3 separate regions of the Homo sapiens genome follow, and all the other regions are linked to region 2. A link is a contact called in ENCODE Hi-C or POLR2A ChIA-PET data. All regions are on one chromosome and are shown on one strand. Each heading gives the region's core, a stretch centred on a gene start or an enhancer-like site at or near the end of the contact. The rest is flanking DNA. Distances are from core to core; before and after follow the strand shown. Region 1 overlaps MGAT3 (beta-1,4-mannosyl-glycoprotein 4-beta-N-acetylglucosaminyltransferase). Region 2 has its middle 18 kb from the start of APOBEC3H. Region 3 holds the start of TAB1 (TGF-beta activated kinase 1 (MAP3K7) binding protein 1).

Evidence for each region. Hi-C counts contacts between places; a loop is a spot of excess contacts on that map. ChIA-PET counts read pairs that join two places held with the same protein, here RNA polymerase II (POLR2A). Pooled maps may share reads with other maps.
Region 1: a loop to region 2 is called in a pooled map, with 4 times the contacts of the local background. The contact joins two enhancer-like sites. A Hi-C loop is called at or near these places in 2 of 50 pooled maps. POLR2A ChIA-PET finds 5 or more read pairs at or near these places in 2 of 52 experiments (GM12878 and T-cell).
Region 3: a loop to region 2 is called in a pooled map, with 3 times the contacts of the local background. The contact joins the promoter of TAB1 here to the enhancer-like site in region 2. A Hi-C loop is called at or near these places in 1 of 50 pooled maps. POLR2A ChIA-PET finds 5 or more read pairs at or near these places in 3 of 52 experiments (A673, activated B cell and naive thymus-derived CD8-positive, alpha-beta T cell).

The regions. Positions count from the first base shown.
Region 1 is chr22:39,462,602-39,465,446 of GRCh38, forward strand. The region is part of intron 1 of MGAT3 (beta-1,4-mannosyl-glycoprotein 4-beta-N-acetylglucosaminyltransferase); the gene reads left to right. Among named protein-coding and RNA genes, the nearest start is that of MGAT3, 7.0 kb to the left of the region's middle. Within about 2 kb of position 1,555, at least 12 of the 41 ENCODE cell types and tissues checked have a DNase peak (open chromatin) inside an H3K27ac peak, as active enhancers do; they include GM12878, where a contact is called at or near this core.
Region 2 is chr22:39,113,700-39,116,570 of GRCh38, forward strand. No RefSeq gene overlaps it. Among named protein-coding and RNA genes, the nearest start is that of APOBEC3H, 18 kb to the left of the region's middle. RefSeq lists an enhancer at 269-1,243. Within about 2 kb of position 1,497, at least 5 of the 41 ENCODE cell types and tissues checked have a DNase peak (open chromatin) inside an H3K27ac peak, as active enhancers do; they include GM12878, where a contact is called at or near this core.
Region 3 is chr22:39,398,397-39,401,480 of GRCh38, forward strand. TAB1 (TGF-beta activated kinase 1 (MAP3K7) binding protein 1) reads left to right here and starts at 1,384. Exons shown (of 11, transcript NM_006116.3): 1 at 1,384-1,439. The coding sequence starts at 1,407. RefSeq lists an enhancer at 1,323-1,442 and a silencer at 1,603-1,742.

The sequences.
Region 1 (2,845 bases), core at 305-2,804, 350 kb after region 2:
GGCTTCGGGAAGGGGCGGAGCTGCCCATGGGCTGGAAGCAGGCCAGGAACCCCCTCTCACAGCAGGGAGCTGACAAGGGGACCCACGGCCTTGCCCATAAGTCAGGAAGTTAACCGACTTGTCACGTACTTCTCCTTGGGCTGCCTGAAGTGGAATTCCCCCTTTTGGCTCACTTATTTTCATCTTTTCTATAAAAATAAAATTGAAACAATGGAAATCATTCACACACCTAATTACCGTATTGTTTATGAACTTATTTGGCTCAAAACTTTGGTTCTTACCGAAGTGGGAATCCCTTGAGAGGGGTGGGTGAGGGCCAGGCCAGGGAGACAGACCTGTGCACGTGCCAGGACCTCAGAGCCTGCTCTCCGGCTGCCCTCTCTGGGCAGGCCAGGAACTTCCCAGAAGGAACAGCCCAGAGACAGGGTTCTAAGTGAGGGAGGCCGGCCCGAGTGGGTTCTGGGACTCTGGCTGGCAGGCCTGGTGGTGGATGGCTCCCATGGTTGTCCTCCCCACCTTGGCCTCCGGGTCATCATAATTTGCTGCTCTTTATCAAGCACTTCCTATGTGCTGGGCCCAGGGCCAACCAACCACTTTCTATGCATTCTCCCAGAGATGTCTCTAACTTGCTGAGAGGCAAGCACTATTATCATCCCTGTTTGGCACTTTGAGGGTACCCAGAGTTGGGGGTCCACAGCTGGGAAGTGGCAGGGCTGGGATTGTGTCCAGCCTATAGGACCCTCAGAGAGCAGCCTCCCTCGGTCACCCAGACCTGTTCCTTCTCTCCCGTGGGCTCCCAGCAGGGCCTGTTCCCTGAGGCTTGGAGCCCTGAGACAGCCATCACTTAGCCTCTTGGCCTCCAGGCTTCCCCTTCAAGGCCCTCCTTCTGCCACTGTCCTGGGCCCTGTCTCTGGAACGCCTGCTCAATGTCACCTGGGCGGCCTGCGTAAAGTACCTGTTTGCCAGACCCTAGCCAGCCCTGCTGAGTGAGCATCTCACAACGGGAGGGCTGGAAGCCCACAGTTTAAAAAATACTGACTTGGACTCCCAAAGTAATCCTAGTACTTTGGGAGGCTGAGGCAGGAGGATTCATTGAGTCCAGGAGTCCGAGACCAGCCTGGGCAACATAGTGGGACCCTGTCTCTACAAAAAATTAAAAAAAAAATTAGGCAGGTATGGTGGCAAACGCCTATAGCCTCATCTACTTGGAAGGTTGAGGGGGAAGATCACTTGAGCCCAGGAGGTCAAGGCTGCAGTGAGCTGAGATCGCACCACCACTCTCCAGCCTGAGCGACAGAGCAAGACCATATCTCAAAAATTAAAAAAAAATAAAAAATGCTGCCCTGAGGATACAGAGGCCTGTGCATTCCAAGAGCCAGTTCACAGCTCCCTGGCATCTGTAGTGGCTACTAGATTTCCCAATCCCCAACCCTTGTAACCCAGATCCTGTGACCGAGCCCCCGCCTGTGTTCGTAGCCTGGGCCCCACCAGCTCTTCATACACCGCGCTCACCCCTGCCCCACCGCCCCCGCCATGCTGTCATCCTAGCACTTGCTGCCTCTGCCTCTTCCTGGAAGCAAGTCCCAGGCAGGGCATGATGCCCAGAGCTTGCCTAATGCACTGGGCAAATCTCTCGTGGTGAGTCCTCATCTTGCTACCTGGGGCCTGGCACATGGTTGTGGCAAATTGTGGTGGGTGAGTGATGGTGGCTGCCACAGGAGAGGGGCACAGGGAGAGCTGCAGGTGACTGGGGATGGGTTGGGCCCCCGGGCTGGCACCGGGCATGCACTAGGGCCTGGCTCTGTGCCTGGCACGTAGAAGGCATTTGATGCATATTTCTTGTCTTTTTTTTTTTTGAGACGGAGTTTCACTGTGTCACCCAGGCTGGAGTGCAGTGGCGCGATCTCAGCTCACTGCAACCTCTGCCTCCTGGGTTCAAACGATTCTCCTGCCTCAGCCTTCCCAGGTAGCTGGGATTATAGACGCCCACCACCACACCCAGCTAATTTTTGTATTTTTAGTAGAGACGGGGTTTCATCATGTTGGCCAGGCTGGTCTCCAACTCCTGACCTCAAGTGATCCACCTGCCTCCGCCTCCCAAAGTGCTGAGATTACAGGTGTGAGCCTCTGAGCCTGGCCTGATACATATTTATTTTTTTTTCTTTTTGAGACAGAGTCTTGCTCTGTTGCCCAGGCTGGAGTGCAGTGGCATGATCTCGGCTCACTGTAAGCTCTGCCTCCCAGGTTCACGCCATTCTCCTACCTCAGCCTCCCAAGTAGCTGGGACTACAGGCGCCTGCCACCACACCTGGCTAATTTTTTTTTTCGTATTTTTAGTAGAGACGGGGTTTCACCATGTTAGCCAGCATGGTCTCGATCTCCTGACCTCGTGATCTGCCTGCCTCGGCCTCCCAAAGTGCTGGGATTACAGCCATGAGCCACCACGCCCGGCCTCTGTCAGGCTTTATCTTTCTCCACTCCAGGACCAGAGCTCAGTCCTGAGCCCGGAGCACTTTGCTCTCCCCAGCTCCTGCTCATCTACGCTGGCCTCTGACCTGGTTCCTGCTGAGAAATGCTCTGAACTGGGGGCAGGGGAAGAGGGAGGGGTGCAGTCCCACACGGGCCTGGTGTCTCCTCCTTCACACCACACAGGGGATCCTCAGCTCTCTGAGGCACTCTGGGTAAGTTTCCCAGGGCCCCAGACGTTAAGGTTCCCTCTGCAAAAATGGGTGGGTTCAGCTGGCCACGTGGCCTCTCTGGGCTGATACCCTGGGCTCAGCTACACCCCTTGGAAGGTTTTCCCTTGGGATATGGGCACAAGTGAAAAACAGAGCCATACCCTCCA
Region 2 (2,871 bases), core at 247-2,746:
GGGAGGGGGAAACTGAGAGTTGTCATTCAATGAGTATAGAGTTTCAGTTTTGCAAGATGAAAAAGCTCCAGAGATCTGTCACCAAACAATGTAAGTATAGTTAACAACACTGGGCCAGATGAGGTGGCTCATGCCTGTAATCCCAGCCTCCCTGAGGAGGGCGAATCGCTTGAGCTCAGGAGTTCAAGACAAGCCTGGGCAACATGGTGAAACTTGTCTCTACCAAAAATAGAAAAAAAAAAAAAAAAAAAGCCGGGCATGGTGGCGCATGCCTGTCATCTGAGCTACATGGGAAGCTGAAGTGGAAGGATTGGTGGACCTAGGAGGTGGAGGTTGCATTGAGCCGAGATCGCACCACTGCATGACACAGTGAGACCCTATCTTCAAAAAAAAAAAAAAAAAACCCACTGAACTGTACACTTAAAAATGGTTAAGAAGCCAGATGTAGTGGCTCACACCTATATTCCCAGCACTTCCCAGAATTTATGGTTTGTAGTGTAATGCCTAACTTTGTTTTTTACTAACCTTATTTTAACCTTGTTTTTACTAACCCTATTTTTAAATGTTCCCTTTTTGTCTCCTTAATTACCTAGCCTTGTTTCCCATATGAATAGACTCTCCCTTAGCGGGGAAAGCCGACGAACTCCATCTGGCCCCTTGATTTACAAGACGTTAAGGGCTCCTTACCCGACCCCCTTCGTCAAGGAGTTAACCTGTGTAAGCTGATCCTCAGCATTTCAAAGGAGCTCAATGAACTGATAAGGTACTAGAACAAACAATGTATGAAGTTCCCAGGATTTTGCTCAAAAAGATAACAACATAAAGCCTTGAGTCTGTGTCCGGCATAGCATCCATATCTAACTCTTATGAAGGATTTAGAGCCCCGCACCTGGTTCCGTTGCTTTTTTTGTAACCATTTGTCTTTTAAATTGTTTATTTCTCTGTAACCATTTGTTTTTTGATTCTTGCGTGTTTTTACTTCTGTAGAATTATTGCATTTGAGCTCCCCTCCCCTTCCTAAACCAAGCTATAAAAGTAAATCAAGCCCCTTCCTCGGGGCCGAGAGAATTTTGAGCGTTAGCTGTCTCTTTGGCCACCGGCTTAAATAAAGGACTCTTAATTCGTCTCAAAGTGTGGCGTTTTCTCTAACTCGCTCGGGTATAACAGTAGGGCATGACTCTTCAGACCCCTTAGATAGGAATTTGCACAAGCTGAAAAGATCAGAGCTTAGCCCACACAAAGTAGATGAATAGGAGAAAAGGCATACTAATTTATTAACATGTCCATGAGAGAGAATGACAGAGGGAGCACTCCAACCCCACAAAGAGCTGTAGCAGTTCATATACCATCTTGAGGTTACAGAAAGATTTGGGGCTTGGATCCTGGCAAAACAGGCTATGGGAAAGGGAGAAGAGGAGGCCTGGCTGGCAAAGGTGGTCTTGTTATGTAGATGAAACCTCACAGATAGCAGTCCTCGGAGGAAAAAGATGGTAAATGTTTCTTTCAGAGTTTTAGGGTGTCAGAATCTCAGTTCCTCTTTCCTAGATCTGGACAAGGGAGGGCCTGGGAGAAAACCAGGCTGCAGCAATGCAGATTTTCTACAGATGCAAATCTCCCCCACAAAAGACCGCTTTTGCCGGGCGCGGTGGCTCAAGCCTATCTGTAATCCCAGCACTTTGAGAGGCCGAGGTGGGCGGATCACCTGGGGTTAGGAGTTCAAGACCAGCCTGGTCAACACGGGGAAACTCCATCTCTACCAAAAATAGAAAAAAAAAAAATTAGCTGGGTGTGGTGGTGTGTGCCTGTAATCCCAGCTACTCATGAGGCTGAGGCAGGAGAATCGCTCGAATCCAGAAGGCGGAGGTTGCAGTGAGCAGATATCATGCCACTGCATTCCAGCCTGGAGGACAGAATGAAACTCAGTCTCAAAATAATAATAATAATAGAAGACCGCTTTGCAGGGCTGCTTCTGTTTGCAGGAGCAGCCATCTCAAAATATATCAGAGAAGGATATTTTGATTACCTTTACTAGCCTTTCAGGTCTCAGAAGCAGATAGATGATGATGGATAGATGGATGGATAGATGAATGGATGGATGGATAGATAGATAGGTAGATATGAGGACTAAGCTCTGCTTTTTTTTTTTTTTTAATCTTGCCCAAATTCCTATCTAAGGGGTCTGGGGAGTCATGCCCTATAAACCATAAATTCTCATCAGATGAGTTTTATTTAACCCTCTGTTTCATGACTTACTTTCCAATATGATCGCTGAAGGGGTTCACCTTGCCCACTGCCTAGACAGAGCTGATTTATATCAAGACACAGCAATTGCAATAGAGAAAGAGTAATTCACGCAGAGCAGGCTGTGCAGGAGACTGGAATTTTATTATTACTCAAATCAGTCTCACGGAAAACTTGGGGATCAGAGGTGGTTTTTTGTTTTTTGGTTTTTGGTTTTTTCTAGAAGGAGACTTGCTGTCATCCAGACTGGAGTGTTACCGGTGGTGACAGTCTAGCACCTTTTAAAGGTCTGATAGGAAACATTTGTCATCTCTTGTCTCTAAGGGCAGCCACTATGAGACTTCAAAAGAGACTTGGTCTTCACAGTCTTTTATTTTATTTTATTTTATTTATTTTTGAGACACAGTCTAGTTTTGTCACCCAGGCTAGAGTGCAGTGGACCTCTGCTCACTGCAACCTCCCGCCTCCTGGGTTTGAGAGATTCTCCTGCCTCAGCCTCCCGAGTGGCTGGGATTACAGGCGTGCCACCATGCCTGGCTGATTTTTATATTTTTAGTAGAGATGGGGTTTCGCTGTATTGGTCAGGCTGGTCTCAAACTCCTGACCTCAGGTGATCCATCCGCCTCGGCC
Region 3 (3,084 bases), core at 134-2,633, 280 kb after region 2:
CTCCAACTCTGTGCAAGCCACAGTGGGCTCCCGTGACAAGTGTGCTTTTTTTTTTTTTTTTTTTAAGACAGAGTCTCACTCTGTTGCCCAGGTTGGAGTGCAGTGGAGTGATCTCAGCTCACTCACTGCAACCTCCACCTCCCAGGTTCGTGATTCTCCTGCTTCAGCCTCCCAAGTAGCTGGGATTACAGGCGTGCACCACCATGCCTGGCTAATTTTTTGTAGTTTTAGTAGAGATGGGGTTTCACCATGTTGGCTGGACTGATCTCGAACTCCTGACCTCAGGTGATCCACCGGCCTCGGCCTCCCAAAGTGCTGGGATTACAGGCATGAGCCACCGCGCCTGCCCCCGGCAGAATGTCTTATATACATAAATGTTGTCCTCTCCAATTAAAATGTTAACATTTTAGGTTGGGCGGGGTGGCTCACACTTGTAATCCCAGCACTTTGGGAGGCCCAGGCAGAAGAATCGTTTTAGGCCAGGAGTTTGAGACCAGCCTGGCCAACATAGCGGTACTCCGTCTCTACAAAAAATGTAAAAGATTAGCTGGGCGTGGTGGCGGGCGCCTGTAACCCCAGCTACTCGGGAGGCTGAGGCAGGAGAATCGCTTCAACCCGGGAGGCAGAGGTTGCAGTGAGTCCAGATCACGCCACTGCATTCCAGCCTGGGCGACAGAGCAAGCCTCCGTCTCAAAAATAACATAACATAACATAACATAAAATAATAATAAAATGAAATGAAATAAAATAAAATAAAATGTTAGCTTTTTGAAGGCCTGTCCTGCTCGCTGCAGAACCCACTATAGAGCCAAGCAGGGTCACCTAGGTAGCATTTGCTGAGTGAATGAATTGTCCTCCCCTTACCAACTGTGTTCACAAAGAACCCTCAGGAGTTCAAGACCAGCCTGGCCAACATGGCGAAACCCCGTTTCTACTAAAAATACAAAAATTAGCCGGGCGTGGTGGCTCATGCCTGTAGTCCCGGCTACTCCGGAGGCTGGGGCAGGAGAGGCGGGCACCTGTAATCCCAGCTACTCGGGAAGCTGAGGAAGGAGAATCGCTTGAGGCCGGAAGGCAGAGGTTGCAGGGAGCTGTGATCGCGCCACTGCACTCCAGCCTGGGTGACAGAGTGAGACCCTATCTCAAAAAATAATAAAGATGGGCGAGGAGCAATCGGCCCCGAGGAAAAGACAAAACAAAACAACAACAACAACAACAACAACAAAACGTGCAAGAGCGCGCCTGCGCACACGGTCCGCTACGACCCCCATCCCTCTTCGGGCGTGGGGTGGCGCTGGGCGCATGCTCCCCGGCAGCGCGGTCATCCTCGCCTCCTTCGGGCCGCTCTAGCCGCCCCACTCGCTGCTCTGCGGGGAGGCGGGCGCTCCCGCAGGGGTTCCTCCAAGATGGCGGCGCAGAGGAGGAGCTTGCTGCAGAGTGTGAGGAACAGGCCCGCTCTCTGGGCTTGGGGTTGGGAGCCTGGGCGGGGGTGCTGTCGGGTGCAGGAACGGCTCCTTCTCCGAGTTTGGACAGCCACCCTCTCCGTGGTGGGGTGTGTCAGCCACCTTCTCCTCTCCTCGGGCTGGCCCCCTCGTTCCCGAGGCCAGGGCGTGTGTGCGCGGCGGGCCCGGCCCCCGGGTCAAGGGCGCCGGGGCTGTGGGCTGCTGCTGCCGGGCGTCGAGGGCGGGAGCGTCCTGGAGCCAGAAGGGAACACGGCGGGCGGCAGCAGAGCTATCCGAGTCTCGAGCCCACTGCGACACCGAGCAGACGTGCAATGATAATAACAGCAGCATCCACAGTGTACCGCTTACTGCATCCCCGGCGTTGTGTTAATTGCTTTACATTTGTCAGTTTCATTTTCGTAGCAGCCCCCTGAGATAGGTGCTACTGTTATTCCTATTTGACAGACTGAGACACTGAGGTGGTCGTTTGCCTAAGGCCACACAAATGGTACGTATTGAGGCAGGATTAAAATCAGGCAGTGTGATTCCAGAAACCCCCTTAACCCCTGGGCTGTACTAAAGGAATGACCAGTGGTAGCTGTCACTGGGTTCTGGTCCTGGCTCTGACTGTGTCTCCCTCAGCCTCAGTTTCCTTCTCCTAAGGCGAGAGCGCTGAGTGGAAGAATTGTCTTCAGACTCATCCCTACCCCCGGTCTGGACCCTCATGGGTTTGGCGCTGTCTTCCAGGCCCTGCGTCCTCTGACGCGTATGTGCACATAGATGCACACACATGTTGGCACCATGGACTACTCTGACCTACCAGGGTAGGGTGCTGGCCTCCTGGGTCCTTCCTATGCATGGCACTGTTAGAATTGTCTATGGACTTGTCTGCCTCCTGTACTAGAAAGTAAACTCCGCCGGGCGCGGTGGCTCATGCCTGTAATCCCAGAACTATGGGAGGCTGAGGCGGGTGGATCACGAGGTCAGGAGATCAAGACCATCCTGGCCAACATGGTGAAACCCCGTCTTTACTAAAAATACAAAAATTAGCCGAGCGTGGTGGGGGCGCCTGTAGTCCCAACTATTCGGGAGGCTGAGGCAGGAGAATTAGCTTGAACACAGGAGGCGGAGCTTGCAGCGAGCCAAGATCGGGCCACTGCACTCCAGCCTGGAGCGACAGAGCGAGACTGTGTCTCAAAAAAAAAAAAAAAAAAAAAACGAAAGTAAACTCCTTGAGGACAGGGACCTGTGATCTCTTGTTTACCGCTGTGTCTCTATTATCTATCACCATGTGCTGGGCACTCAATAAATACATTTGTGAAAGGATGAGTAAAGGTTTGTAGCCAGGTCCAGTGCTCGCCCTTGGCGTCACAGAGGTGAGTAGACATTGGCTCAGGGATAACCTGGAACCAGAGCCTTGAAATTATTCTCCCAGGAGCACAGTTCCCAGGCCTCCCCAGTGGGGATTGCTGTCTTCCCCTCCACACCTTTACTACTCCTTTATTTTATTACTGCTGGGCACGTCTGTCTTGTTACCGAGTTGGCATTGATTTTAGACGGCTGGCCCTCTGCTTTGTAAGTTCCCAGAGGGCAAGGTCCCTGTATAACTGTCCCCACTCTAGTTAGCATTTGGGAAACGCTG